Linked DNA regions of Homo sapiens: region 1 is linked to region 2. Evidence: read pairs that join two places in POLR2A ChIA-PET (ENCODE). Cell type or tissue: PC-9. All regions are shown on one strand. Each heading gives the region's core, and the rest is flanking DNA. Links, peaks and the distances in the headings are about the cores only. Region 1 holds the start of GDA (guanine deaminase). Region 2 overlaps GDA (guanine deaminase).

The links. ChIA-PET counts read pairs that join two places held together with the same protein. Peaks named below come from ENCODE experiments on the same cell type or tissue, not always from the same donor. Only the 100,000 strongest peaks of a DNase experiment are listed, where the experiment ranks them.
Region 1: POLR2A ChIA-PET joins it to region 2 with 10 read pairs; 4 of 35 experiments call an interaction of 5 or more read pairs at or near these places.

Annotation. Positions count from the first base shown.
Region 1 is chr9:72,143,208-72,159,186 of GRCh38, forward strand. GDA (guanine deaminase) reads left to right here and starts at 6,233. Exons shown (of 14, transcript NM_004293.5): 1 at 6,233-6,475. The coding sequence starts at 6,353. RefSeq lists enhancers at 3,024-4,223, 5,932-6,433, 6,434-6,933. In PC-9, for the core only: no CTCF peak of the experiment used is centred there; DNase peaks (open chromatin) are centred at 3,964, 6,114, 7,674, 8,104 and 1 weaker place; H3K4me3 peaks cover 3,710 bases; H3K27ac peaks cover 5,898 bases.
Region 2 is chr9:72,229,653-72,245,631 of GRCh38, forward strand. GDA (guanine deaminase) reads left to right here. Exons shown (of 14, transcript NM_004293.5): 10 at 1,462-1,529; 11 at 11,500-11,646; 12 at 15,496-15,626. Among named protein-coding and RNA genes, the nearest start is that of LINC01504, 68 kb to the right of the region's middle. In PC-9, for the core only: no CTCF peak of the experiment used is centred there; no DNase peak of the experiment used is centred there.

The DNA of each region.
Region 1 (15,979 bases), core at 3,388-11,387, 87 kb before region 2:
CAACCTCCGCCTCCCAGGTTCAAGCGATTCTCCTGCCTCAGCCTCCCGAGTAGCTGGGATTACAGGCATGCACCACCATGCCCGGCTAATTTTGTATTTTTAGTAGAGACAGGGTTTCTCCATGTTGGCCAGCCTGGTCTCGAACTCCTGACCTCAGGTGATACACCTGCCTAGGCCTCCCAAAGTGCTGTGATTACAGGCATGAGCCACCACACCCGGCCCAAGAATATTTGCTTTGAGCTTGCTGTCATGGTAGGAAGCCGGCATCAGCTAAATTTTACTAACGTGCTACCTGATTTGAGGGATCAGCAGTATGAGTAGGTGATGGAAACAGCTGCCTACATACTACTTAAAACCTTCCAGCCAGAAAAATATCTCCCTGCACCTGTCTGGCATAAAACCTAAGTCAAGTTGCAACTCATTCCTCTCGTTCTGTTTTCCCTTTTTCTATAAAATTCAGGTAAAATGTATGCATTTCTCCAAACTTAATTGCTATTCTAAAAAGAAGAGGTAGCTTTCCTCTTCCCTACTTTTCTCATCTACAAACTTCTAGGCTACTATCTTTTGTCTTTTCTATATTTGAACTTTTCTAAACAAACCACAAGGGTGCTAATGGTGATAATATATCTGGATAGTGAGATACGGTATTTTTAAATGTTCAAATCTTATAAAATAAACATATGCCGATTTTTCAAGAGTAATATAGGAGCTATTTAAAAATAATAGACTTCTGGCCAGACGCAGTGGCTCATGTCTGTAATCCCAGCACTTTGGGAGGCTGAGGAGAATGGATCACTTGAGGCCAGAAGTTCGAGACCAGCCTGGTTACCATGGTGAAACCCCATCTCTACTAAAAACACAAACATTACCCGGGTATGGTAGCAGGTGCCTGCAGTCTCAGCTACTGGGAAGGCTGAGGCAGAAGAATCCCTTGAGCCTGGGAGGCAGAGGTTGCAGTGTGCTGAGATGGTGTCAATGCACTCCAGCCTGGGCAACAGAGTGAGACTCTACCTCAAAATACTAATAATATTAACAATAGACTTCTTTAAAACAAGTAATATCAAATAGCATACTAGAGCATTGTTATCAATGTGTCACTTCAGCATCAATTGTTAAGTGCCTTGTATTATATTCGTATCACTTAAGATTTGACATGTAGTATATATAATAATACGACATTCACTAATTATGCTAGGGAAATGTTACAGTAATACTATGAAAGCTATTAATTTCTACTCCTAGAGGTGGCAGAGAGAAAATATATTAGTTCCATATAGGTAAGACAATATCTGTTTCATACAGTCATACCCACAGTGCTTAGCATGGTGCCTATCATAATATAGATGTCCAATAAATATTTGTTAAGTGAACAAACTGTTAAAGAATATTTATAGGGACTAGCACTATATTCTCATAAAAATGGACAAAATATGAATTGAGCCATCTCTCTATTGTCAGTAAATACAGAGGTGGGATACTCACTGGCATAACTACACTATACAGATAAAGTAGTTTTGGGGGGCCGAGGGTGCTGCCTCTATGGATAGGCAAACCTGGGTTCTCACCTAAGAACTGGAAAATGGAGATCATTATGATTTGCTATCCATTAAGGCCTCCCACTCAGAAGAACACACAGTTTTAAAAGGAACGCATTTATCCCATCTCAAATTTTTGGTGTATCTTTTTTTTTTTTTTCTCTAAAGCATAACAAGCTTGTCAGAGTTTCCATGGTGAGCACAGGGCACCATGGAAACTGATAGATTTAGCTACATGAAAAGAATAAATAAAATAGGCAGGCATTTATTTCACTGTACAATGACAACTTCTCTCCTAGATAAGAGAGGAAAAGTGGCCTCTCATTTAAACTGCTTCCCTGCACTCTCTGTACCTCATGAAAACCTGAGTTATTTTCGATAGCCCATTCTACTGACCTACGCTGATTGGATTCCTGTTTTTCTCAAGGCCCATTATTCCCTTTAGTTTTACTGCAGGCTAGATCTGAGTGTCACCAGCAACTGTTGGAAAACCATGTACAATGTGAAAGTTGTAGATGACAGCCCACAGTGCAGTGGCCAAGTGAGTCATGGCAAAACTGAATGAACAATTCCTGGGAGTTTACTGTGATGAGACAATGTATGAGAACAACTGGACTCAAGATCCAAGTCCATCCTATATTAACTGCACAGGCAAGCCAACCTCCCTGAACCCCAGTTTCCCCATCTGTGGAATGTTTAAAATACATCCTCTTCCTATTTTATAGGGTTGTTGAGAGGCTCAAAATTAGATAATAGAGGAGAAAGCCTTTTCAAACAGTCAGGTTCTATCTAGCAAAAAGGACTGACTGACTAAGCTACAGGTATAATTACATTCATGAGATGAGCAAAATGTCAAAGCTAATCATGCTATGGTCTAGGTTTTGGCCTCAGGCAATTGGAGGTTTAGAACACGATGATCCCACCCCAGTAGTTGGGGAATTTGGGGGCTACTTGGCTCCATCTGAAATAGAGAAAATTGAGATTGTAAGAAATGAAGCTTTAAAATTTTTCTCTATGTCTGAACATTCTCATAAAATGTTGGAAAACTAAATAAATGAAATAAAACTCATCCTTAAGTTCTAGTCCCAATGAATTGTTCACCATTAGCAGACACCCACTATAGCCTCTTAATTTTTATGACTAAAATATAGGCACTAGAGCCATCTCCTGCAATTCAATATTCATATAAATCTATTGAGCACCTCCTAGTGACCAGGGACTGTGTTAAGGGGATGGATACACAGAAAGAAAGAGGACATGGTCCTTCAGAAAAACACATCTTCTTTGGGGTATAGATGAGTAATGGAACAATTACAGCACACCCACAAACTCAGGGGAGGAACACTTAACACTCTAGAGCAGAAATGTAAAGATATCCTGGATAAAGGTGAGGGGGGGTTGGGGGTTGGGGGAGTGGGTGGGACAATGAGGCAGACATGGTGTAAGGTGGTAAAAGGGCACCACAGGCAGAGAGAAGAGTGTGAGCAAAGCGGATTCATAGCATATGGGAGAGTGGAGGTAGCCAAGCCTGAAGAAGCAGCCAGGGAATATTCCATGCCAAGGCGGGGCTCTTTTTTTCTGAAGGAAGTGATATGTGGGGGTGGAGCACTAATGATGCTTGGGCTGTATTTTGAGGGTGAATATGAAAGCTCTGTACTCCCTCTTTCCTCCAAACCTCTGTAGCCAGGAGAATATTTCCCTGGGGATACCAGAATGGGAGTCAAAATTGCAGGAGGACCAGCAATTTAAAGGAGTTGCCACCTCCGAGAGTGGAGTCTCACCCTGTTGCCCACGCTGGAGTGCAGTGGTTCAATCCTGGCTCACTGCAATCTCTGCCTCCCGGGTTCAAGCGATTCTCCTGCTTCAGCCTCCCTAGTAGCTGGGACTACAGGTGTGCGCCACCACACTTGGATAATTTTTTATATTTTTGGTAGAGACGGGGTTTCACCATGTTGACTAGGCTGGTCTCGAACTCCTCACCTCAAGTGATCCGCCCTCCTCAGCCTCCCAAAGTGCTGGGATTACAGTCATGAGCCACCATGCCTGGCTGGGAAGCCAAGACTTCTGGCATGTGGCTGAGCCATGCTGCCTGGCAGTATAGCACCCAGGGCTTCTGGATCCTGGGCCCAGGTACCTACAACTTGACTGGGAATGGAAGTGGAACTATGCATTGCTCAAAAGAGCTAAAATTTACCTGAGGAGCACTAATGCCATGTCACCTGGAGGTTCATGGCCAATCCTTCTGCTTAAGACGATTAATTTCTTTAAAAGCATCATAATGATTATTCATCCTATAAACCACATAGTAACAACATTAAAAAAATCAAAACAAAATTCTCTACCTAGCAATTCCATTATCTCAACAGAACAACACACATTGTTTGATGTACCTTTTCAATTCCAGCAAATATGCTTATAGCTTTTCATGGTTTTCATCGTAGCATAGAAGCTGTTTTTTGTTTGTTTGTTTTGTTTTGTTTTTTTGAGACCGAGTCTTGGTCTGTCACCAGGCTGGAATGCAGTGGCGTGATCTCAGCTCACTGCAACCTCCGCCTCCGGGGTTCAAGCAATTTTCCTGCCTCACCCTCCTGAGTAGCTGGGACTACAGGCACGCATCACCACACCCAGCTAATTTTTGTATTTTTAGTAGAGATGGGGTTTCACCATGTTGGCCAGGATAGTCTCAATCTCGACCTCGTGATCCACCCGCCTCGGCCTCCCAAAGTGTTGGGATTACAGGCGTGAGCCATCGTGCCCAGCCAGAAGCCATTTTTGAAAGCTTAACATTGTGGCTATATATTTCTCCTGTTGTTTTTAATAACTGTATAATGTTCTATCAAGTAGATATATTCTAGTTCATAAAACTAGTCTCTATTTTTTTTTTTTGACATTTAGGTTTTCATTAAAACCTAATCATCAAAAAAATTATTAACCGTATCTGTTTTAGGAAAGTAATACATCTGTTGGAAACATCTGATTGAATCCTATCTCAAAAGCCATTTTCTTCACCTTTCTGTCTGAGGTTTTTGTGTATACAAGGGAATGTTTTCAGTGTGCTGGCTGTCGGTACTGCCAGGAGGGAGTGCAGTTGGCAGAATCAGGAGAAAGTGACAAGGAGCAGGGACAAGTGTAATGACCTCAGCTGCAGAGATTCCTAATTCTGGATCCCTGGTAGGGTGATCAACCATCTGTGTGCATGGTTCTGACGGTTTTCCTGAACGGCCTTTCAGTGCTAAAACCAGGAAAGTGCCTGGTAAACCAGGATTTGTTGGTCACCTTAGACATTGGTTATGGGGGAGCTGAAGGAACTGAGAAGGGAACGAATCATTTCTATAAGCCAGCCCTGTGTCTTAAAAGCAGCAATTCAGAGAAAAACTGCTCACACACTGCAATGAAACCCTCACCCTTTATGTAGTTGTCAAAATAGTTATTTGTCTCAGGTTATGGCTCTGCTCACAGAAAAACCATCCATTCATTTATTCAATAAACATGTATGGAACACCGGCATTGTTCTAGGCATAAGACACATTCCCTGCTCCTGTGGTGCTTCTGTTATTGGTGTGTGTATGTGTGTGTGTGTGTGTGTGTGTGTGTGTGTGTGTGTGTGTGTATTGGTGAGAGGGAAACAGGAGTAAACTAAAAAACACAAAATAAAGAAGAATGGACACAATAAATGCAATGGCAGAAACAAGATGGATTAGTGGAGTAGAAACTGCTGGGAGTCCGGTGCCACTTGGTGGTCAGGAAAGGTGACTCCGAAGAGCCTGACATTTGAGACAAATCAGTGGTGAGAAGAGCTGCCAAGTAAAGCGCCACAAGAGGGATTAGGGGCAGAAGGAACAGCACGTTAGAGGGCCCTGAATGGAAGCCAGCTGGGTTTCATGGAGGAACTTAGTGAAGGACCCTGTGGTCATTGTGTAGGGTGGGAACGCTGACCCTAGTTATGACCCAGTCCAAGCTCCATTTTCATAAGTGGGGATGATAAGCACACTGAGGCCCACGTGTCTTGTCCACAGTCTCTTGATTCCCAATTCAGCACCCATGGTACCATTGCTGCCTATTTGACTTGAGAACTTAATTTTCTCCCTTTGTACAACTGGAAGTAAATAAAAGAGATTCATTCATTTTACACGAGAAAAATTGGTATTGGAATTGTTTGCGGACAAACACAAGAACCAAAAACATTAGCCTCAAGGTGAAGAGAGGAACCTTGGCGTCCACAATGACACCCAGTTTAGGGGTCCCCAGAGATGTTCGGTAAGACATGCTTCCAGAACCTTCCAGGTGAGGACCAATACTAATTCTGCAGTCTACATAAACTAAAAATGAAACTGGTCATAAGGTAGGCAGCCCCAGCTGACCTTTCACCTGTGCCTGAACTAATGCAAGTACAGGACCTGAGTGCTACAGGTTGAAGAAGTAAGTGATCCTAGGAGTTGAAGGGTCAGAGGAGCCAGGCTGACACAACTCATAGAAGGTGGAGGAAGCTGATCTTCTGAGCCTCAGCTGTGGTTGATCTTGATAACTCAAAGAGTTAACACAACCAAAACTAACGCAAGGGTGGAGAGAAAGACCACACCCCACGGGAGCGCGGAGCCAACTCGCGGGAGAAAAATCCTATTGGCATTGAGGAGGTAGGGAGCCAGCCCCTGGGCGCGGCCTGCAGGGTACCGGCAACCGCCCGGGTAAGCGGGGGCAGGACAAGGCCGGAGCCTGTGTCCGCCCGGCAGCCGCCCGCAGCTGCAGAGAGTCCCGCTGCGTCTCCGCCGCGTGCGCCCTCCTCGACCAGCAGACCCGCGCTGCGCTCCGCCGCTGACATGTGTGCCGCTCAGATGCCGCCCCTGGCGCACATCTTCCGAGGGACGTTCGTCCACTCCACCTGGACCTGCCCCATGGAGGTGCTGCGGGATCACCTCCTCGGCGTGAGCGACAGCGGCAAAGTAAGCAGGCGCGGGGTCGAGCGCACTCCGACGGGCGGGAGGATAGGTGCAAGGAACCTGGCGCGGTGCTTCGCGTAGCCCGGGGTTCGCTCGGTGCGCAGTGAGCGCCGCGGCTCCGGAGTTGAACTTGAGTCTTTGGCTCTTGGGCAACGCAGAGAGAACCCTGGCGCTAGGTTCGTGGGCTGGCTGGGGAGTTCCCAGAAGTCGGGAGCAGTGGCGTGCTAACGCCACAACTGGCTCGACAGCAGTCCGGGCTGCGGTAGAGCCGGGAGCAAGGATGTCACCCCCCGCTCCCCCGCCCCCCGTTCCAATCCTAAGATACCGGCAATAATCTTCAATCTTGCTTAAATCATCTTTGTTTCCAACACCTAGCACTGTGCCTGGCACAGGAGGCTCTCCATAAATGTGGTTGAATTTATTGTGAAAGAAATAAGAGGAGGGGGTCATTTGATTGATGTTGTTTAGCGTGTCCAGAACATAGAATAAATAGAACTGATTACATTCACCCTATCATTCAACAGAGATAATATACTAACGATGAAGGTTCCACAACTTGTAATACTAGAAGGGATGGTCCGAAAGAAATAATTCATCCATCTCTTTTCCTTCCTCTCTCTCTCTTATACACACACGCGTACACACACACACACACACGCACGCACACACACACACACACCATAGCCATTTGCATCAAAGCAAGCAGTTCCATTTTAAGGTTCAAAATGTCTTCTTTGAATGTATCTTTTACACTTCCTTTTCCAAAATCAGGATTTCTACAAATGACACAGGTAACTTGATGTCTACTATTTACTGTTCCATACACACATATAGTGACTATATCAGCCATGGCCTGGCAAGTTTGATAAGTGAAGCCATTCCATTTTTTAGAACAAAAAAATGATAAAATAAATATGGAGATGGGATTTTTTGAGCTGTTTTCCAACTACTGGTTTGGTTAGCAAAAGTACACATACTTGTGATTTGTCAAGTTGAAGATACTATTCTTGACTAAGATGCTACCGAGTCGGTGACAGTTTTGAATCGTGACTCTTACATTTGGGGGTAACTAAACACTGTTTTCTCATGGTGCTTTAAAAAATACTCTTTCTATGCACGTTCAGGGAGCCTGCTGTTGTGTTTCCAAGGTGATAAAACTCTCAGAGCTCTCCCAGGGAGATTCCGGTAAACCCTGAGACTGATGAACCCATGCTTGGGGACTTGGTCCTCAAGTTTCAGGGAACTCAGGTTTGGGGCAAGTCCCAGGAAGCAAAGGAACGGAGATTGCTAAACTGGTGTAAGATTAGAGGTGTTATTTTAATCACAAGAAGCTGTTCAACTCTTGGGTTTCTTTTTTAAAAATTAATTTCCCATATCCAGAATTGTAATTGGTAGGGTAACAGGCAACTGGTTTTACCAGTGGAGAGGAATAAGAAAAGGAAGTAATAAAAATACCTTTTCTGGTGCTTGTACAGAAGAAGAATAAAAGAGTTTCCCAAACACACAATTAGTAGTTGAGTCAGGGAGTCTATTCCTCACTAAAAATCATACTGAAGTTATAAATTTAGAAAACATGCCCTTCCCCCACAAGACAAAATGACTTAGGAATTGAATACAAAGGTGAGTTAGTCAGTGGCTGGAATGTATGGTACAGAGCTCCTGAACCAGTGGATTGCTAACTGTTGCTCTCCTCTCCTCCTAGGTGCAAGGCAGTTGATACCTGGCTGTGTTTAAAGAGAGAGCATGCCATACATATTTCAAAACTTGACATCCCCCATTTCAAAATGGAGAGTATCTTACTTTTAGAGTTGCTGGGATAAATATATTATTTATTTAAACATTTCAAGGTTCAAAAAAGAAAATAATACGCCTTTGGAATACAGAAATATGTTGAATTATTATGATCTGTAATTTTTTTTTTGGTTTTTTTTTGTTTGTTTTTTTTTGAGATGGAGTCTCGCTCTGTCACCCAGGCTGGAGTGTAGTGGCTTGATCTTGGCTCACTGCAAGCTCTGCCTCCCGGGTTCATGCCATTCTCCTGCCTCAGCCTCCCGAGTAGCTGGGACTACAGGCGCCACCACGCCCCACTGATTTTTTTGTATTTTAAGTAGAGTTGGGGTTTCAATGTGTTAACAGGATGGTCTTGATCTCCTGACCTCGTGATCCCCCTGCCTCGGCCTCCCAAAGTGCTGGGATTACAGGCGTGAGCCACCGCGCCGGCCAATGATCTGTAAATTTTTACTCCTAAATTTTTAGGAGCTCAAACCTTGCAATGAATCAGAAATATCTAGGGGTGCTTGATAATATGCTGATTTCTGGGCATCATCCTCAGAGACTCTGAATCTATAGACCTGGGGTAGGCCCCAGAAAGTGGCATTCCAACAAGCATCCCAGGAGATTCAGACGCAGGTAGCGGGTGGATTATAGCAGCGGGTGGATTACATTTTGAATAACTGTAACACATAGTTTCTGTGATGGGACAAGCTGTGTGAAGTATCAGGAGCTTATTTCTCCATTGCAAGTTTAGATCTGGGGTAGAATCTCAGCGAGAGGGCACAAAGCTTACTCTGTCCTTCTGGTCTCGCTTTTAAACTTTATTCCTTATTTTGTATAACTTCGTTTAGGCCCAGAGAATGCCAATGACTAACTGCTCTTAATACATTAAATTAAAGCTCATTCAAAAGCAGGTTAATTAAAAGAAATTATCTAGCCAACTTTTTGGTATAAAGCAAAATACAGAGTTATACTTTCTGCTCAAGTAGCATGTAGCTTTTAAGAATATAGACTCTAATGATTGCCATTCTAACTGGTGTGAGCTGATATCTCATTGTGGTTTTGATTTGCATTTCTCTGATGGCCAGTGATGATGAGCATTTTTTCATGTGTCTTTTGGCTACATAAATGTCTTCTTTTGAGAAGTGTCTGTTCATATCCTTTGCCCACTTTTTGATGGGGTTGTTTGTTTTTTTCTTGTAAATTTGTTTGAGTTCATTGTGGATTCTTGATATTAGCCCTTTGTCAGATGAGTAGGTTGTGAAAATTTTCTCCCATTTTGTAGGTTGCCTGTTCACTCTGATGGTAGTTTCTTTTGCTGTGCAGAAGCTCTTTAGTTTAATTAGATCCCATTTGTCAATTTTGGCTTTTGTTGCCATGGCTTTTGGTGTTTTAGACATGAAGTCCTTGCCCATGCCTATGTCCTGAATGGTAATGCCTAGGTTTTCTTCTAGGGTTTTTATGGTTTTAGGTCTAACGTTTAAGTCTTTAATCCATCTTGAATTAATTTTTGCATAAGGTGTAAGGAAGGGATCCAGTTTCAGCTTTCTACATATGGCTAGCCAGTTTTCCTAGCACCATTTATTAAATAGGGAATCCTTTCCCCATTGCTTGTTTTTCTCAGGTTTGTCAAAGATCAGATAGTTGTAGATAGGCGGCATTATTTCTGAGGGCTCTGTTCTGTTCCATTGATGTATATCTCTGTTTTGGTACCAGTACCATGCTGTTTTGGTTACTGTAGCCTTGTAGTATAGTTTGAAGTCAGGTAGCGTGATGCCTCCAGCTTTGTTCTTTTGGCTTAGGATTGACTTGGTGATGCGGGCTCTTTTTTGGTTCCATATGAACTTTAAAGTAGTTTTTTCCAATTCTGTGAAGAAAGTCATTGGTAGCTTGATGGGGAGAAATAGGAATACTTTTACACTGTTGGTGGGACTGTAAACTAGTTCAACCATTGTGGAAGTCAGTGTGGCGATTCCTCAGGGATCTAGAACTAGAAATACCATTTGACCCAGCCATCCCATTACTGGGTATATACCCAAAGGACTATAAATCATGCTGCTATAAAGACACATGCACACGTATGTTTATTGTGGCACTATTCACAATAGCAAAGACTTGGAACCAACCCAAATGTCCATCAATGATAGACTGGATTAAGAAAATGTGGCACATATACACCATGGAATACTATGCAGCCATAAAAAATGATGAGTTCATGTCCTTTGTAGGGACATGGATGAAATTGGAAACTGTCGCAAGGACAAAAAACCAAACACTGCATGTTCTCACTCATAGATGGAAATTGAACAATGAGAACACATGGACACAGGAAGGGGAACATCATACTCTGGGGACTGTTGTGGGGTGGGGGGAGGGGGGAGGGATAGCATTAGGAGATATACCTAATGCTAAATGACGAGTTAATGGGTGCAGCACACCAGCATGGCACATGTATACATATGTAACTAACCTGCACATTGTGCACATGTACCCTAAAACTTAAAGTATAATAAAAAAAAAATATAGACTCTAACATGTTTAATTCATTTGCAAATATTTAATCTTGAGGTAATGCATGCTCAAATATTACTAAGTTGCCTGATTCTTCCCACATACATCAGGGTCAGGTTGACAGTAAAGATGCATAAACATGCCTTGGGCCTTTTAATGCACACTTACCCAGAAACAAGAGTGAGGAAGAGATTCATTTTGAGGTTGTGTCCTGGGGTGGCAGGAGCAAGTCCAATGGAGGAATAGAGACTTGGGTTCAGGTCAGAGTCTCTACCACTTACCTGTGCTGAGACCACAGGTGAGACCTAACCTGCCTGAGCCTCCGTTTCCTCATTTGTAGAGTCAGATTTCCTTTTGCTATTTATTAAATGAGATAATGTATGAAAATGCCTGGCACTTAGTGGATACTTAACATGTACCATGTTCATTCTATTCCCTTTGCCTCCTAGCAAATCCTTAACCTCTTGCTCACTGTGATATTTTGCATGTTTTCACATGGTGACATGCCAAGTGGTAGAGAAGGAAGCCACGGCCTGTGATGAACTGTATGGGGTGGTCACAGAACCTTAGCTTTTTATTCTCACTGCTTATGTCATTGATCCCCTGGGACCCAAAGATGCACCCTGGAAGAAAGATCAAGAAGCATTTGGTGCTAGATTCACTAGCAAGCTATCTTTAGTATCTCTTTTAGACTTGACAATGTCATTATTTCCACTAACAGATGAGGAAGTTGAGACTTGAGAAGTCATGCATTCAGATACGGTGGTGGTGTAGCTGGATTTTGAATTAGTATGGGGCAAAGGCCATGTTCTCTTTACTGTCGCTGACTGCTTCTCTAGGGCACAGTCCTGGACCTCAAAGAATCTGCACTTTGGCACGGGAGCTAAGACTTGTAGCTGTAATAAAAGTGACTCATTCCTGAGCCAAACACTGGGGTTTTCACCGGAGATAAATTGATGAACAAAGTATGCAAATACTGCCCTGCCCTCTTGAAACTGATGATCTAGTAATAAATTAACAGAATCTGCCATGACCTATCAGAACTTGAACTAGTTAGGGGAAGGCTTTCCCTAGCGTGAAGTGACATCAAACTTGCGATGTGAACAATGAGAAGTTAAGTAGGTATATTAGTCAATTTTCACATTGGTGACAAAAACAACCTGAGACTGGGAAGAAAAAGAGGTTTAATTGGACTTACAGTTCCACATGACTGGGGAGCCTCAGAATCATGGCAGGAGGTGAAAGACACTTCTTACATGGCGGCAGCAAGAGAGAATGAGGAAGATGAAAAAGCGGAAACTCCTGATAAACCCATCAGATCTCGTGAGACTTATTCACTACCATGAGAACAGTATGGGGGAAACTGCCCCCATGATTCAAGTTATCGCCCACTGGGTTCCTCCCACAACATGTGGGAATTAGGGGAGTACAATTCAAGATGAGATTTGGATGGAGGCACATCCAAACCATACCAATAGGTAAGGTGGACAGCATTGGAAGTAAAGAAGAGCCTTCTAGGTTGAGAGAACTGCCTGTGACTGCCTGTGCAAAGGTCCTGGGGTAGGAAGGAATGAAACAGTCAAGGTAGTCAGAGTCCAAAGGTTGAGGAGAAGGCTAACACAGGATAAGGCAGGACAGGTAGGCAGGGCTATGTTATGGAGGGCATCGGGGATGGTGGGATTGTGTCATGATTATATTTTGTGGTTATAAAGGTCTAACTTCAGGATAAATGCATTGAAGAGAAGTTGAGTGCAGGCAAGGAGGTCAGATAGGAGCCTGTTGCAGTATTTAGGTAAAATGGAATGTGGTTTAGATGAGAGAGGCAGTGTAGTTATCAACTGAGATATGAACTCCTAAGAGTACCTCTATCACTTATTACCTATGTGAATTTGATCAAGTTCCTTACCATTTGTATCTCCAAATTTCTTTATGCATAAAATAATTACTATGGTCTACCTAATAGGGTTGTTGAAAGGATAAAATGGATTAGTAAGTGTAAAATATATAGAATAATGCCTGGCATGTAGTACATGTCCATTAGACTTCAGCGGTTATTGTCAGTAATGCAGATGGAGAGGTGGATAGAATCAGTAGCTATTTAGATCAAGTTGACTGGATTTGATGATAGCTTACATATGTAAGGTTGGAAGGTAAGTGCATCAAGAGTGATCGCAAAATGTATGTAAATGTGTGTAAATAGTACAGTGGGGCACAAGTTGACCAGTGATAGGAAAAGCTTCTTGAAGGAAGTAGTAGCTGAATTGGACCTTTTAGGACTGGAACATGCAAAAGAGGATTATATAGCCCTGGTGAAAAGAGTGACCCAATGTTCTTCAGTTCTGAAGACTGCTGGGAGGAGGAAGAGTTCTTTCTCACCTGAGGCTACTTTACCAGAAGTTCTCTCAGTCTAAATCACAAATCCTAGTGATTGTGTATCATCCTTTCCTCCACTTCCTGCCAAGCTCAGCAACTCAAAATATGCTGTTGGTCCTGAGAAAGGAAACTGGGCTAATCCCTTCCTTCTGAGGCTGCTGAATAGGAGCTTGGCTTTCATCAGAAAGATGCTTTCACTCCCAATTATTACAAGATCATCTTGCAAATTCCCATTTTCTAGAAGGCTGATTGCTTGTTCAGAATGCTCATGGCAAACACTGTTGGTTACCCACTCAGCAGTCATGACCTCTTTTTCCTTATTAACACCTGAATTTGATCAGTCCATGGTAGACTCAGCCTGTGGATACATCATGGTGTAAGCCAGTCATGGTAATCCTATCTCCATTTATCAGATACTTATTCTTCCAGCTTCCTGGTAGCTGAGGGTGACTAGTGATAATATTCTGACATACAGGAAGTTTGCTCAGAAGCTTCTAGGATGTGGGAAGAGAAGCCCTGCCTTTTTTGGATACTCTCATATGAAGAAAAGATACTTGGAACTGCTGCTGCCACCATGTGAGACTGTGAGGAAAAGGTTAAGGGGATTTCAGAGACACCATCCCATTTTCTAACATCACTGAGCAGTTGAACTACCCCTACCTGGAACTGTCTACTATCAGACTTCTAGACTTCCTTTTTTTTTTTTTTTTTTTTTTTTTTGAGATGGAGTTTCACTCTTGTTGCCTAGGCTGGGGTGCAGTGGCGCGATCTTAGCTCACTGCAACATCCGCCTCCTGGGTTCAAGCGATTCTCCTGCCTCAGCCTCCCGAGGAGGTGGGATTACGGGCACTCACCACCATGGCCAGCTAATTTTTTGTATTTTTAGTAGAGATGGGGTTTCGCCATGTTGGGCAGGCTGGTCTTGAACTCCTGACCTCAGGTGATCCACCCACCTTGGCCTCCCAAAGTGTTGGGATTACAGGCGTGAGCCACGGTAGCCAGCCCAGACTTCTTTTGTGAGATATGAAATGTCTTTATTGTCTAAATCTCTGTTAGTTGGGTACTGTTCATTGCAGCCCAATGCACCCTCATTACTACACTGCTTTTCAATGAACAATATTTTACACTTTACAAGAATAACTACCTTCTCCTTCTTCTCCTTACTGGCCTTTCCAGGCACCCATATCAATAGTCAAGCCCAGCCAATTTTCCTCTGGGATTTCTGTGTGCATATTCACTTCCATTGCCCCCATCTACCCTTTAGTGTCTCTGAGCTAAAATATAACAGGAGACCCTTAACTGTTTTCTCTCATTCTAGTATTTCCCCCACATTACTGAAAACTCTTTTCTTGGACCATGGGTAGTATCATGTATCTACTCTTCTATAACCATCTATGGCTCACTATTGCCTCTAAGTTTCAAATGTCCTGGAAGATGTTCTAGGCATGACATTATTTGGCCCCAACCTGTTCTCTAATTCTTTCTGTTGCTTCATTTATCTGTCTGGCAAGTGGGAATAGGATTACCATGACTGATTTACACCATATTGTATCCATGAGCCAAGGGATGTCTATCCATGCAAATTTCTCCCTGTTTTCCAGCACATCATGTCCTTTTATGCCTCCACATTGTTGGCACCAATTTCTTTGCCTGGAATAGTCCTCCTTTTTATATCCCCATTTCCATTTTACTTCTATCAAAATGAAATCTTGCTCTTCCTTTAAGGCCCAGCTCTGATCTTCTCTTTTTCACAAAGGCTTTCACAAAGGCTTTATTCCCAAGTTGAAATAAATTGCCCCTTCCTCTGTTCTTCCATAAAATTTTTCATATATTTCAAATCAGTATTTTACAGGTAGTTAAGAACATGGTTTCTAGAGTCAGATTATGTGAATTCAAATCAAAACTCTGCTACTTACTAGGACAAATTTTCTGACATAGCTGAACCTCAGCATCCTCATTTAAAAATGTGGATTAAGGCTGGGTACAGTGGCCCGCACCTGTAATCCTAGCACTTTGGGAGGCCGAGGTGGGCTCATCACGAGGTCAGGAGATCGAGACCATCCTGGCTAACATGGTGAAACTCCATCTCTACTAAAAATACAAAAAATTAGCTGGGTGTGGTGGCAGGCGCCTATAGTCCCAGCTACTCGGGAGGCTGAGGCAGGAGAATCCCTTGAACCCGGGAGGCAGAGCTTGCAGTGAGCTGAGATCATGCCACTGCACTCCAGCCTGGGCAACAAGAGCGAAACTCCGTCTCCAAAAAAAAAAAAAATGTGGATTAATAGCACCTTGATAGAGTTGTGAGGCAAGTGAGATAGTGTGTTGTTATTATTTTTCTTTCTCTGAAGTAGTTATTCCAATTTGCCTTTGATTATACTTAGCTTTATAGAATGTTCTCACTCACTGAAATGATTTAAAGTTTTTGGAAAAAGAGAGATGAACTGGAGAAAAGGTAACACTTACTAAGTCATACTGTATTTCAGACAGTCTGCCAAATCCCTTACAAATCAACAACCTTGAGACAAGGTAAGGACACCATCATCATCATCATCATCATCATCATCATCATCTCTACTTTACAAATGAGGAAACGGAGGCTCGGAGAGTTACTTGGCTGCAGTCACAGCAAATAAGTGGCAAAGGCAAGACTCAGAGCCATGCCTGTCTGATGTCCAAGGTCCGTGCTCTCCAGGAGTCTCTGCTGTCTTCTGTCATGGAGAGGGCCAAAACTCTATTGTCCTAAGGCCCCTTCAACATTTCATGTTGTTTTAGCACAAAGTAGGTGGTCAGTAAAGTGTGTTGAATGTGATGTGTAATACAAAAACGAGGCAGGCAGATCACAAGCTCAGG
Region 2 (15,979 bases), core at 3,844-11,843:
CCAAACAAGGGCAGAGCAGGCTCTAGCACAGGAGAGAGCTGAGAAAGCTCCTAGGCAAAGAGCTGGAGGCATTCACAGTTGGAAATCTAGGGACTTTGCAAATTACAAAGATATATGTCAGTGTCATTATGGGAAGGGTGCTGAGAGCCACAGTGACATATTTCTGGAGTGCTTTAGGGACCCCAGAGGTTCTGAGTTTTCAGACTTAAAGGAGTGACACAGGGAATCTTGTCTATGTACAGCTTAGTGACTATAATTAGGGTCTAGTTACTTGATAGTGGAAGGATTTAACACCCATTGGGTGTTAATATCCTCTAAATTAAAGCATAATCTAGCTTTGCAAATTGAGTTTTGAAGTTAAATTTCTTTAGGACACATTTCTGTTTAAATGGTCACTGCTGTTCTTTCTCCAGCAACTGAGAGATTTATTATGTATGCACCAGGGCTTTCAAAATTAGAGTTATGTGCATCTTCCAGCAAACCACTTTGACCTTTGCAACTTTTTAGAATTCTAAGGATCACCTTAGTTTTCCTTTGTCTCTTTAGAAAGGCAGCACATGGTGGGCATGGTGGCTCATGCCTGCAGTCCCAGCACTTTGGGAGGCCAAAGTGGGAGGATCACCTGAGGTCAAGAGTTCGAGACCAGCCTGACCAACATGGCGAAACCCTGTTTCTACTAAAAGTAGAGACTGGACATGCTGGCGGGCACCTGTAATCCCAGCTACTCGGGAGGCTGATGTAGGAGAATCGCTTGAACCTACCTTGAAGGAGATGGTTGCAGTGAGCTGAGATTGTGCCATTGTACTCCAGCCTGGATGACAGAGACAGACTCTGTCTCAAAAAAAAAAAATATATATATATATATATATGGCTGGCACATCTCTTTAGCTCAGAGTCACAAGGTCCCAAATTCAGCCCAGGAACCATCTATCCTACTTTCTCTGTCTTCAGAGGCAGCGTTTGAACAGTCAGGTCCTGACTTTTTAGGCTGCACCCCTTTTTCTAGTTGTACTCCCCTTTTTCGATCTTAAAGTCACTACTCATTCAGGGTAACAAATTATTCCAGGCAGAGAGAATAGGTAATGCTTTATAATTTCTGCTTCCTAACATAAAAAGATGTGTTGGTTAGAAAATATTAAAGACAGATAAAAGACTTTTGTATTAATTGCAAAGTTTGATTTCTTCATTTTTTTCCCATACAAACGATCCCCTGCTTTTCCTTCTGGCTCTTGCTGCTTTGTGCCCACCTGAGATTAACCTTGGCCCAAGGATTAGGCTATTTTATGATCCTGTTTACTCCAGGACTTGGATGGTCTGATTTGACTAATATGTTTGTGTCAACATTAGAGCCGATATATTGGGAAGCACAATTTTCAGTGGCATCACCGTCATTGTTATTAGTGTTCATCTTTTATTGGAACCACATGGATCTCCTTGTTCTGACATCTCCTCTCTCTACAGGCTCAGCAGTGGATTTCTAAATGTGCTAGAAGTCCTGAAACATGAAGTCAAGATAGGGCTGGGTACAGGTTAGTAGTTCACCATTTGGAGCTATGGCAAAGTGGTTGATTACTGTGTAATTTTCTAATGTGACTAATTTGCAGGTGACTGTTCTGTTTAAAAAAAAAAAAAATTAGTTTTGGGCCGGGCACGGTAGCTCACGTCTGTAATCCCAGCACTTTGGGAGGCTGAGGCGGGTGGATCATGAGGTCAGGAGTTCAAGACCAGCCTGGGAAACCTCGTCTCTACTAAAATACAAAAAAATAGCCAGGTGTGGCAGTGTGCGCCTGTAGTCTCAGCTACTCGGGAGGCTGAGGCAGGAGAATGGTGTGAACCCGGGAGGCGGAGCTTGTAGTGAGCTGAGACTGCGCCACTGCACTTCAGCGTGGGTGACAGAGCGAGACTCTGTCTCAAAAAAAAAAAAAGGAAATTGTATGCAAAGGGAGAAGTTTTGATGATACTGACCTCCTGAAAGCTGTTATCCCTGTTTATTATTCAAAGATTAGGCTATAAAGGATGATTAATTCCTTCTGACGTGTTTCAGAGGTATTCTAAAAAGTCCTTGACTTTTGTTTTGTTTTGTTCTTCTGGCTAGGTTTTAATGGTTTGGATTTCTATATTTTTAGTTTTCAATAACTGTCATTACAAATGCTGTCTCAAAAGAAATTTTTTTGTCCTTGCCATAGTGAGCACAGATTCAATCTATGACAGAATTGAGAATTCGGATGTATGTTAAGAATTGGTTTTGCTTTTAAGCAACGTTTAGCCAAATGAGACCTCTCCATATCCACAGGCAGTCTGCTTGTCTACTAGGCTGAGGGATGTTCTAAGTGCATATGAATTAGTGACGGATTAGTGATGTTTCCTTTCTTCACAGTACATTTTAATTGTGTTTCTTGAGAGTGTGCAAGCGTTGCTTGCTTCGAAAGTGTGAGTCAGGCCCAAATTTCTAGGTGTCCTCTGTGAGGCTTCTTTTATGACTGAATGACTGAATTAAAAATTTTTTTAATGGGTATGGGGCAGGAGGACGTGTTTTCTGTTCTTGATGCCTTTATCTTCCTCATATTTAAGAGCATCAGGCTGTATGCATGTTGACACTGGTGGTTTTCATCACTTTCTGCAGGAACTCAAGTCTCAGTTTGTTATAGTGAGACATTTTACAAAGTAATTAACTGGTAAGACACAATAATACGCATAATGATTTTACTGATATTTTGAAAGAGGTATATATTAGATTAGAAGTTTTTCCCTATTTTATGGGAATCAAAGTAATCAAGATTTTGAAAATTCTAATTTAAGCCTGAAATCATCAAGATTGTGATAATTCTACATAAAGTCACAGGTGTTAAAGGAGGAAACCAGTGATTTTATGTTCACAAAAAAGCTTCAAGGGATAAGAAAAAAATGGCCAAGAGTTTTGGTTACACACTATAGTCAGTTAATATGAAAAATTTAGCAGACACATAAAAATCAGTCAGATATTGTTTTCAGATATTCTAGGATTTTGGTCTCCATAATTTAAGTTCATCACATGACTTCCTTTTCTTGACTTTGGATTGTTTAGTGATGGTCTATAAAGTTCAAGTTGAGTTCTAGCTGTCACTTATTATCTGTAAGACCTTGAGAAAATTAATTTTCTAGTAGTTTTTAGTCAAGGATTCATTTCCTGATTTCTACAACAATAGTAACTAGCAATTACAACTATGTCTATCTTACAAGCTGTTTAGAGAATTAAACTTTAAAATGCATGCAAATTGGTTAGCACAGTGCCTGCCTGGCACATGACACAAATCAATCAAGATTGGCTTAAAAAGGAAAGGGCGAAGTTGGTGTATTGACCAAACGTTTGAATAAATATGACCTATTAGCTTATTTACTCAGAGGATGGTGTTTCATTTTTACCTAGTCCTTTTTGCAATTTAGTCACCCTCTACTCTACTATTTCCTAAACGTGACTTTTGTGTATCAATTTACCCTTCAATTTGTAAACTTTAGAAGATTATTATACCTCATACTATGAATAGAGAGCAAGTCCAAGAGCAATTCACACACCCTGTCTATAACAAGTGCAGGCAGATCTTGACTTGCACAAATATTAGGTAGAAGAAACCCACATGAAATTTAACAGAAATATAGCAAAACAAGATAAAGTGATATCACAAACAATAAGAATGTGAACAAATATCTGAAAATGATCTGCTTTAGGATCCAGAAGAAAATTTCAGAAAATTGCCTTCATCCCTGGAGTACAGGAAATCATGGTTCTATGAAAAGATTGTGGTAGAAATTTTAGAAATCAAGGAAGAAAACTGAAAAAAATCAGATTAAAAAGCACATAGACTCTCATACACTGATGGAAGGAGAGTGGATGGTACAACTACTTTGGAGAATGTTTTGGGAGTTTCTTCTAAAGTTAAATATACGTCTACATATGACCCAGCAATTTTACTCTTGGGTATTTACCCTAGAGAAATAAACATATATGTTTGCAGAAATAGTTGTATGAGGCCCAGGTGCAGTGGCTCATACCTGTAATCCCACCACCCTGGAAGGCCACGGCAGGAGGATTGCTTGAGCTCAGGTGTTTGAGATCAGCCTTGGCAACATGGCAAAACCCTGTCTTTACAAAAAATACAAAACTTAGCTGGGCATGGTGACATGCACTTGTAATCCCAGCTACTTGGGTGGCTGAGGCAGGAGGATCGCTTGAGCTTGGGAGGTCAAGGCTGCAGTGAGCCATGTTCATGCCACTGCACTCCAGTCTGGGTGACAGAGTGAGACCCTGTCCCTAAATTAATAAATAAATGAAAGAATTGTATGAGGATGTTTATATCAGCTTTATTTATAATAGCCCCAAACCAGAAACAATCCAAACATCTATCAGCAGGAGGATGGATAAGCAAGTTGAGGTATATTCATATAATGAAATATTATTTAGCAGTAAAAAACACACTACAGATATATGCAAAATGTGGGTAAATATATGCCAGTGTGTGGGCTTAAAGAGCACACACTGCATGATTCCATCTGTATGAAACTCACAGACCAACAGAACTAACTGATATTGGTAGAAATCAGAAAGTGGTTGCCAAATGTTGTAGGTAAGAATTTGGGGAATTGACAGGAAAAGGCCATGAGGGAATTTGCTGGGGTGATGGAAATGTTTAATATCTTAGTTTTTTTGCAAAATAGTTAATGCTATATAATTGTTAACATTCTCCAAACTGAACATCTAAGTTATATATGTATTATGATATTTTAGTTATACCTCAGTTAAAAAAATGACAAACCCACCAACCCTGTAGGAAGCTATGAGAAGCAGAATTATTGTTACAGAAAATCAAATCAGTGATGTGAGAATAAAATCAACCAAAGATGATAGAAGGTGTTTGAGGATGATCGATGTGAAGCCCAGAAACCACAGAGCCAACACATGGGGTTTTTTTCTGATGGAGCACCCAGAACAAATGGGACAGATGCAATAGTCAGAGCTTTGAAGGGTAAATCTTTTCTGAGCTTAAGAAAGAACTGCCTTGCAAGTGCTTACCCTGTTTTACGCTAAATCGTAACTGAACATGTTGTGACAAAATATTTTAATTACAATAAAAAAATTTCTACAATATTGACACAAGGAAAAAAGTCAATTATCAACAAAACAATTAAAAACCAGTTTGCTTTCAGATGTTTTTGTTGGCACACAAAATACCAAAAGGCAAGAAAAGAGTTTGGAGACAAAGCAGTGTTAGCCAAGAATAATATATCTGGCCAAATTCTCCTTTATGTAGGAAGGCAACAAAATTCTCAGCTATACAAAAACTTGGAAAATATTTTCCTTAGGAACCCTTTGAAAAACTTACTTGAAAATCTACATCATTCAATGAAAGATGAGGCAAATGAAGGGCCATGGGGGGAAATAATGGCACAATATGATGTCATGGAAAGCTAACATCAATCAGAATAAGAAGATCAAAGAATTGTAAAGGAGTTTAAAAAATGAAAGTAAAAGCCAAAAATATATCTCAAGAGAGAATAGGCACAATGTTAAAAACCTATCAGAATGGTAACATAAATCAGGAAGATGTTTCCCTCAGGCTGGAAAGAGGTTCCTGGGACCGAAATACATGGCACTTATTTTAAAAACTGAGTGTTAGGTCCTTGAGTTTTGGTTTTATGCTTTCCTTATGTCATTTGAATGTCTTCAGTATTTTATCACAAAATTTTAAAAAATAATATATGCTCTGCCAAGGAAGAATTTTCCAAGTATAATACATAATTCTGTCTTATAATTTTATTAACAAAACCCAAGAAGTTGTAGTTTATGTGTAAGGCTGAGAGGAGGATGTATTTGGCAAGTGGCCAACATGGTGAAACACATTTCTACTAAAAATACAAAAATTAGCTGGGTGTGGTAGCATGTGCCTGTAGTCCCAGCTACATGGGAGGCTGAGGCAGTAGAATTGCTTGAACCCAGGAGGTGAAGGTTGCAGTGAGCCGAGATTGCACCACTGCACTCCAGCCTGGGTGACAGAGAGAGACTCAAAAAAAAAAAAATTCCTTGTCTCAGAAAAAAGAGAATTGCACATATTTTACTTTTGACTTTTCAGTATAAAAATATTAGAGATAACTACTTGAAGAATTTTAAAGATAGGATACCTCCTATGTGAAATATGAAAAAAACCATAAAAACAAAGAAAACATAGCAAATAACCAAAAACACTCATCTGAAGGAAAAATTTAAACATATAGAACAAGTTTACTAAACAAGACCTATAAACTCATTAAAACAAGCAACATACATGGAGCCAGTGCCTCACTTTTCAGTGACAATTCCCTATCCTAACTTACTTCTTCCATTATTCCAAAAACAACAGCTCTTTGATCTCTTGTAGACTCTAGTCCAATGACTCCATGCTTTCTCAAAATCCATTATTCTAATTCGAATTCTTAGATGTCAGAGTACATCACTATAATCATTTCCTTGGAAACATTCTCGCTTTTCATATTCCCCTCATTTTCTTTGTATTCACATTGCAAAAGCTCCACCCTTGATTATCTCAAAAGTCCCCTTCTCAGTGCCTGCAGTGGAGCATCTGGAGGTTGCTGGAGAAAATCCTCCAGTGGGCTTTCATTTTAAATTTTGTTCTCAAATCCCAAATGGCCCACCGCTTGGGGATTAGAGACAGTTATTAGTCTGTAATAAGCGTATATCTCCTTTTTCCAAGACAGCGTTTTCTCATTTCTTCTTAAACTTTCTACCCCAACTTCTAGTTTAAGGCCTCCCTCATATCATAAGTTATTGAGAAATAGAAACGACCAGAAATCCTTCCCTCAATCTCCCACCACGAAATTCACACACCTTTCTGCATCTGCTGGGATTTTCTCTTCTTTGCCCTGTTGCAGCAAAAACAACAACAACAAAACCCTTCTTCCAATCAAAGGCAAAAATACCAAAATACCCCGACGTGTGTTCTGTATTCTTTCCCTCTCCCAGCATCTCAATAAACTAATTCCTTTGGCCATAGACCGTCCTGTATCATCAGTGTCTCCTTCCTGCTGGATCATTCCTGCTGGTACACAAACATCTCTAGTATCTTCTTTTAAGCAAAGAAACAAAACCACTCCTATTTTTTTTTTTTTTTTTTTTTGAGATGGAGTATCATTCTGTCTCCCAAGCTGGAGTGCAGTGGCACGATCTCAGCCCTCTGCAACCTCAGCCTCCAGGGTTCAAGTGATTCTCCTGCCTCAGCCTCCCGAGTAGCTGAGATTACAGGCGTGCACCACCACATCCAGCTAATTTTTGTATTTTTAGTAGAGACAGGGTTTCAACATGTTGGTCAGTCTGGTCTTGAACTCCTGACCTCAGGTAATCCACCTGCCTTGGCCTCCCACAGTGCTGGGATTGCAGGCATAAGCCACCACGCCTGGCACAAAACCCCTTCTTAATCAGACATCCCCCTCATGCTCCTGCTCCACCTGTCTGCCTCCCTTCATGGCAAAGCTTCTTCAAAGAGTGGGGATCCACACTGGCACCACTTTCTAGGCCCTTTTCCCTTCCTCCACCAACTTCAGTCTGGATTCTTGCCCCACCCTCCGTGACAACTGCTTTTGCTTTTTTCTCCTGTGGGTATTACCACTGGAATTTCTGCTGCCAACTCCAAAGGATGCCATTCTGTCCTCATCCAATGGGACTTGTCAGCAGTATTTGCCATGATTGACTGTTCTCTCCATTGTCCAAGTAATCTTATCTTGAATCCTATGAAGCACCTTCGTTCTTCCCTTCTTTCTCTTCTCTGAAGGCTGATTCTCTTCCTCTGGGCCATTTGAAAGCTTGCTTCAAGGGTCAGTCTTTGGCAGTCTCTTTGACTTTACACATTCTTCTTAGGAGGTGCCATCCACAACCATGGCTTCATGTGATTTAATATACTCAGATGACACACAGGTTCTTATATCCAGCCCAGACTTCTCTGAATTCTAAACCTATGTTTTCAACTGACTACATTCTCCCTTCTCTTAGACCCCTCCTGAAGGAACCCCCGAACTTCATTCTATCCCAAAACACATTTAAACCTAGTTCTCTAAAATAGCTCTCCTTTTTAGAGAATTCATTTTTGCTAACTGGAAACTTGATCATTATCTTTGGGACCTTCTTCTCCCTCACTTCTTCCCCAGCACAATGCCCAACCTCATGACTCCTTAGTATCTCCTTGAACCATCCCCTTTCCCCTCATTGGTCACTACCACCTGATGCAAGCTGCCATCGTTTCCTGCTGAACTGCTGCACCAGCTTCCTAATGGGTCTCATACCATCCTAGGCCCTTCCAGTCCATTGTGATTTACAAAAGAATCACAATGAAAATCTGATCATGTCACCCCCTTGTGCTCGTCACCCTTCAATGCGATTTTGAGTGTGTAAGGCTCATTACAAGGCCCACAAAGCTCTGCAATGGTTTGACACCCATCCACTGCCCAGCCTCATCTCACACTACTCTCTCCTCCTCACCCTGGCTATCTTTTATGAATAGATATGGCTTTTATGAATAACCTGACTATCCTCTCTATAAATCATACTCCCTTCTCTCAAAAGTCCTGTATGCATTGTTTCTCTGTCTGAATGCCCTTTTGGCCTCTGTTTATATGGCTGAGTTCTTCTCATCCTTGTTGTAGTTTAAATGTCATTGCCTTAAAGAGGTCTTCCCTCACCATCCTATCAAAATGGGCCCTTCATCTCCATTTTCTTTATCACTAAAGTGAAAACAACTTATTGTTAATATATGTCTGTTTATATGATTCTTTTCTTTCTCCCCAACAAGATAGTTAACTTGCTCATGTGGGAAGCCCATAGGTTTTATTTACAAGTGCTTAAGTAAATCAAGCACATGCAAGGAGTGTAGTAAATGATTGCTGAATAAGTGAATGAATGCATAGGAAATGAGCACATACCTATGAAATCATTTTTTAATCTTTCCATTGTCCTCTGGCTTAAGTTTTTGCTCTTGCATAATTTTGTTAGAGTCTTCTTGTAAATAATAGTGTCCAAATGTTGGCTCTGACGAGCAAGTAATGATACCATCTTCATTGTGATGGTCCTGGGGGAGTAGTGGGGTAAGGGGGCAGATCTTCTGAGAAAATGCTTCAATTTTCCTTCCTCCTCCACACAGTTTCCACCCTTTGGTCCTCATTCTTCAGCACTTCAGTTATGTAACTGAATTTTCTCTGCAATTATTAAGATATGTGATGTTATTTCTATTTTCTGAGAAAATTGAGATTCACAGGTCCTAAGTAACTGATCAAAGGTCCGCAAAGCAAAAAGTTCCATGCGCACAGTTTAAAACCAGGTCTGTAAAATGTAGATATTCGTGATTTCTCTTTCTATCCTACCACAGTGCCTCTAGCCATATGACAAAGTAGGGATTCCACCTACATTAAATGTGTTGTAGATGGAAGGGGAAAACTACAAAGCTAATCCAGTCGGGAAGAATCGGCAAGTTACTGTCACAGTGGAAATCCCTGGAAAAAAAGGCTTGACTCTTACTAAATACCATGAAATTATGCAGCCCAGAGTTCTTTCTTTGATGAGCACAAAATTGTTTTTTGGTTTACAGTTATTTTACTGACATAACATTGGCAACCAGAAGAATATAGGATGATTAAATCAACATCATAAGGCATCTCTCAATTTTTTTCCAGTAAATTGCATAGCATTATTTCCTAATTTATACTTATTCTTTCTGTAAGGTTAATTTTGAGTAGGTATTTAGGAAAATGCTACTTTCTGTTATATTTTATACCTTATTTTTAAAACTGCAGGTATTTAAGTCTTCCATATTCATACCATCCCAACTGCATTGCTTTCATTTCTCTATGTTTACTTCCAGTCGTTACCCATATATTATAAAATATAGTTAGTCTTTACATATTTTATACCACATAGTGATATAATTTTTATTCCACCTTTATTTATATTTAACATTTTTGTTGTTTTAGCAATAAAGAAGGAAGCAGCAGACAGACTATTTCAAAGCTTAATGTGTGTAGTTCCCAAATTGTATTTGTTTTCTTAGTATTTGTTTTCCTAGCTATGATAAAAATGAAGATTTAAGGGATGGTTACTACATATTAACACAGACTAGTAACTTAAGTAGATGTAATGAAATTTTTTAGAGAGCTGGGTGATTCTCTAATTTAAATACAAGTTTAAGGACATGTAGGATAGTTGAACATAAAATTGAGCTACAATCTAGAATTACTACTAAATAGGCAATTATTTTGTTTTGGCAACATATATAGAGGCACTAACAATTACATATGTCTACCTAGAAATGACAGAAGGAACACTTGAAATATGAAGCTTACTTTATTAGCTATAAGTGTGTTTTTCTTTAATAAAACATACTAACTTACTTGAAATTTATTTATACAAACTCACTTAACTCCATGTTCATTCTTGTTAAAGGTAGTATTTCATTTGATTATGATTAGGGACTTTATTTAAATCACTAAAATTTCATTCTTCATTTAATGATGCCTACCAAAATATAGAGCTGTCTACATTAGCACTGCTCATTTATTACACTAATTTCCCAAAATATACAAGTTTATTCTAAAAGCTCTTCATAAAAATTACAAAGAAGTGGCTTTTTAATTTCCCAAAGTTCTCATCTGGATTAGAACAAGGTTAGGATAAATTTTTAGTGAATAGAACCATGAGCTTATTTTAAACCACATATTATCTAAATTATCTTTATAACTATGCAGGCATATTTCAACAATTTCTGTGAGAGTTCATGGACTCTTCAGAGATAAGAGTTTCTTTTGGCTCTTTAAACCATTTGAGTATTGTGGTGGGTTGAATTGTGGGTCCCTAAAAGATGTCTATCAGAATCTGTAAATGTGACCTCATTTGGAATAAAGGTCTTTGTAGATATAATTAAGGAAGAGATCTCAAGATGAGATTATTCTAAAATAGAGTGGGTCCTAAATCCAGTGATCAATACCCTTAGAAGAGACAGGAAAAGAGAGACAAATAGAAGACACAGGGAGAAGAGAAGAAGGCTATTTGAGGATGGAGGCAGAGATTGGAGTGATGCTGCCACAAGCCAAAGAATGCCAGGAGCCACCAGGAGCCACCAGAAGCTGGGAGAAGCAAAGGAGAATTCTCCCTTAGAGCTCTTGTGGGGATCATGGCCCTGCCAACACTTTAATTTCAGACTTCTGACCTCCACATTGTGAGAGAATAAATTTCTGCTGTTTTAAGCTAGAAAATTTGTGATAATTAGTTGCAGCAGCTGTAGGAAACTAATACAAGTATGCATTTGACACTAATTACAGATTTTGAATTGCTTTAAATCTTAGTCTACGACTATCTTGTGTTTATAGTTAAGAGCTTTTTAAAAAAAGTATATTAAGGACTGAATATCTGTCATAAAAACAATGTTATATATGTATTATTCCATTTATCCTCACAAGGTTACTGTTTTGGTTTTATTTTACCTACTGCAGACGTGGCTGGTGGCTATTCATATTCCATGCTTGATGCAATCAGAAGAGCAGTGATGGTTTCCAATATCCTTTTAATTAATAAGGTAAATGAGAAAAGCCTCACCCTCAAAGAAGTCTTCAGACTAGCTACTCTTGGAGGAAGCCAAGGTAATGACTCTTACATTTTTCTCTCACACAATATACAACCATGCTGATCGGTGTCTTTGGATGTAGTATGAAGATGCATGATTGGTATTAGGAAAATCCAATATTTGTGATGATCACATCTCATGTAACATACCCAGAACTCAGCCAGTAAAGTGAAGTTCACTGAAGGAGGAATCATTCCTTAGTGAATTCACTGTCTTTGGTAGAATAGATGTCTGAGACACAGTTATCATATTAATTGTTTTAATGGGTATTACATTGGTTACATGGATATGAGTGCTTTAAAATAATCCATTCTTAGGCCAGGTACCTAAGAATCACAGTAACTTACGTCTGTAATCCCAGCACTTTGGGAAGCTGAGGCAGGCAGATTGCTTGAGCCCAGGAGTTTGAGACCAGCCTGGGCAATGTGACAAAACCCCGTCTCTACAAAAAAATACAAAAATTAGCTGGGCTTGGTGAAGTGTCCCTGTAGTTCTGGCTACTTGGGAGGCTGAGGTGGGAGGATCATCTGAACCCGGGGAGGTAGAGGCTGCAGTGAGCAGTGATTGTGCCACTACACTTCAGCGTGGGCAACAGAGTGAGACCTTGTCTCCAAATAAATAAATTAAAGAATCCATTTTTCCACTAAGTCAAGTAACTTGCTCTCCAGTGGCCTAAGTGATGATCATAATAGTAAAATAGTAGCCAAGGCTTACTTAAGCTCTTCCCCTGTGATAAGAATCATACCACATACTTTATATGTGTTGTTATTTAATCCTCACCACCACTGTTATTCATTTCGTTTTACAAACAAGAAGCCTGAGTGAGGCTTACACAGCTGTCAAGCCACAGTGTGCTATGATTTGAATCCACCTAATCTGATGCCAGCATGCAGATTTCTTACCTTCTGCCCTTCCACTACAGTATCTTCCTGTATAAATCCCTGCCAAGACCATGCATTTGGTTCATATACTTAAGTACACTAATTACTCTTTAAAAGGATAAAGATGTAAAAATTTAGTTGGTTGATATGCAAATATTGCTCATCAACTTTTCCCAATTCTCACGTGTAACTGTATTGTTACGGAAAAAAATAAAAATTGGTCACTGTATTTCTTTAAGTCACTTTAGAATTATACATGTAATCAGAATGGATGATAGTGAAACACAGCATGAAACCATAGGTAGCTAGTGAGAAATTAAAATGTAGATATAGATTTAGAAACATATTGGGTGTAGATTTATGATAGATACCCTGAGTCTTACAAATGAAGGATGACCGAAGCCAAGATTATCCTGGGAAGAGAAACTTCTCAGATGTTCTCTGAGTGTTGGGGACTATGATGAACACCATAAGCACATTTCAAGAAAAGCAAATACAATGTTGTTTTTTGTTTTTGTTTTGTTTTGTTTTGTGATTTCCCAAAGTATTATGGTTCATTTTCCAAAATCCCAAGTTTCAAATCACCCACTATTTTAATAATTGTTACAACCTTTCACCCACACCACCATTGTCTTTTCACATCTGAATCTGAGTTTGAGTAGTTATTCTACCATCTATGTTTGTGGTACAAACGAGTTGTATTTAAAGAGTGCTTTTTGAATTCTAGGGCTCTCTGTAAGTTACTTCATCAGGATCCTGTTTCTTTGATCAAGTCAGCATGGGTGCCTACCAAATCATTTCTACTTTGCTGTGTAGCTTTTAAATCTATTTTCTGGGTCACTGGGCTTACTCATGGAATTTCTTTTCCTTAGTTTGTTTCTCTACTATAGTCAGAGTAAAATGAGATGAATGGATCTGTATTTAAAGTGTGGCATTTTCCCAGAACTGCCATGGCCTTTACATTCATTCTCAAGAAGATCAAGATGAGCAGAAATGATCTTCACAGAACCAACATTTACTCCAAAGGCATCAAAACTCTATTTCCTGAAATGCATTTGAGTCACTTACCAGCCCAGTGGGATCTCTGTGCAACAATTTGAATTTATATCAGTTTACAAATTCACTGAAAAGAATTGTGTCTTTTTTGGTTAGTTCATTCCTGAAGTCTCCAGGCTCTACTGAATAACCCAGTTGGTTTATATATACCATCAAACTTGCCTAAACCCTAGTCACTGCACCTGGTTATCTGGCCTATTAAATGCACAGTCAGTAATTCAGTTTAATTCAGTTGAATTCAGTCATTAAAAACTCATACTTGACATGTTTCTTTGTCAAGGGCAAAAAGAAGTCAAGTAATCAGTGAAGGAGGAGAGAATTTCCAGTGATTTTCTGTTACATTCAGTCCTTTCCCATACAATTAGTAGAAGTCACCTGGCTCCTTTTAACATTTTGGATTATTTTCATACCCCTGTCTTGCTAAAGAGAGTACTTTAGCTAAAAAGCCATTTTTCTTTTCTGAGAATAAAAGAGTTGCCCTTTAAAGAATCTTTTAAGAACAAGTAAGATTTCTGAGTCAGTGTTTAGAGAAATGCCACAACTTCTGGATACCTATAGGTAGAAATATAATGTATTAGATATTGCCTAACAAAGGTAGTCGATTCAATATTTTCACATGAAACTTTATCTTAGCGGTGATAGAATGCAACAAATACATGTGAAAATTGAAATAAGGCTGAGCACAGTGGCTCACGCCTGTAATCCCAGCACTTTGGGAGTCCGAGGTGGGCAGTTCGCGAGGTTAGGAGATCGAGACCATCCTGGCTAACACGGTGAAACCCCATCTCTACTAAAAATACACAAAAAATTAGCCGGGCGTGGTGGTGGGTGCCTGTAGTCCTAGCTACTCGGGAGGCTGAGGCAGGAGAATGGTGTGAACCCAGGAGGCACAGCTTGCAGTGAGCTGAAATTGCGCCACTGCACTCCAGCCTAGGCGACAGAGCAAGACTCCGTCTCAAAAAAAAAAAAAAGAAAGAAAGAAAATTGAAATAAATAATACTGCACTCCAGTTAACCTTCCATGCTTCCATTTGTGACCCCAGTTTACACCTTCCTCAGATTACAGGCTTTAAGGAACTTTAGAGCCAATACCTCTGTTGGCGAAGAAAGCCAACTACCCCCATCTTTCTGAAACTAAATCATAATAATGAGAGATGTTCTTCCTTGATATCCAATAATCTTGGAACATGAATTGTAGCTATGAGATGAGCCAAGTCAATAGATATTATTGGCCTGTGCTCTATTTTAGAAGACCATTCTTCTCTGGTGACCAGAAAACCTTTGAGGTTGCAAAGAGATTGGTCTGTTTTCAAAAGCATTGAGACTTTTGAGTTATGAGAATCTGTTCATTTTGAGAAGTGAGGTTTTTTTTCCATTCAAAGGATTTAAACTAAGGAATTTCTGATGGATATGCCTGCATTGACAAATATGCAAAAGGATAATTATTTTTTATTTATTCAAGGTTCATTTCACTGCCATGAAAATAAATCTTGTCAGCTATTTCATGGAACAGAAAGAACAAAAAAAAGCAAGGCAAGGAGTTGGAGTGTTGGGGGAGAATAGAAGGGAAAAAGAATAAAGGTATTATGTTAATCATCATGTTGCTTAGAGGGATAAATGAAAAGCATAGACCAGCTGGGCTATGAAGTGCACTGATAGAGCTGAAATAGAGACATACCAGAGTTATGATACAGTAATGAAGGGAATTGTTTTCATTCTCAGATTTTGCTTTCCTGTGCTTACTCCACTTTATGTAAGTAGAAGTCTTGTGACCTGTTAGAATGAGAGTGATTTTCTGTCTCACTGTTAAGATACTAATTTTTTTTTTTCTCCTAGCGACATGTTGGCAAAATCTGTCCTTACAAACTGAGACATTAGTGTGGTCTGATGGCTTGCAATCCTGACTGTTTATTCACTTGTTCTCAATAGCCCTGGGGCTGGATGGTGAGATTGGAAACTTTGAAGTGGGCAAGGAATTTGATGCCATCCTGATCAACCCCAAAGCATCCGACTCTCCCATTGACCTGTTTTATGGGGACTTTTTTGGTGATATTTCTGAGGTAAGTAAAAGAAAGTTAATCAAAAGGCATTTATTTCATAAAGTCGTCATAATAGCTTCCCTGTAGAAAAGAAAATAGAAACCGAAACTTTTTAATGGAATGCAGGAAAATCTTAAAATGGACGCTAGAGCCCTTTGATAATTATTATAATTTTATGACAGCAATGTTAAGAATAATGGTGTTAACAAAACTTTTATATTTTGAATGTGTTTGTGTATTTGAATGTATTTGGCTACAAACAGCCATAATGTAACTAGCACTCATTGAACACTTGCTATGTGCTGGGTAGGCATGGGATTAGGCACTTCCATACCTAATTTTGTTCGATCATCAGAGCAACTCTAAGAGAGTAG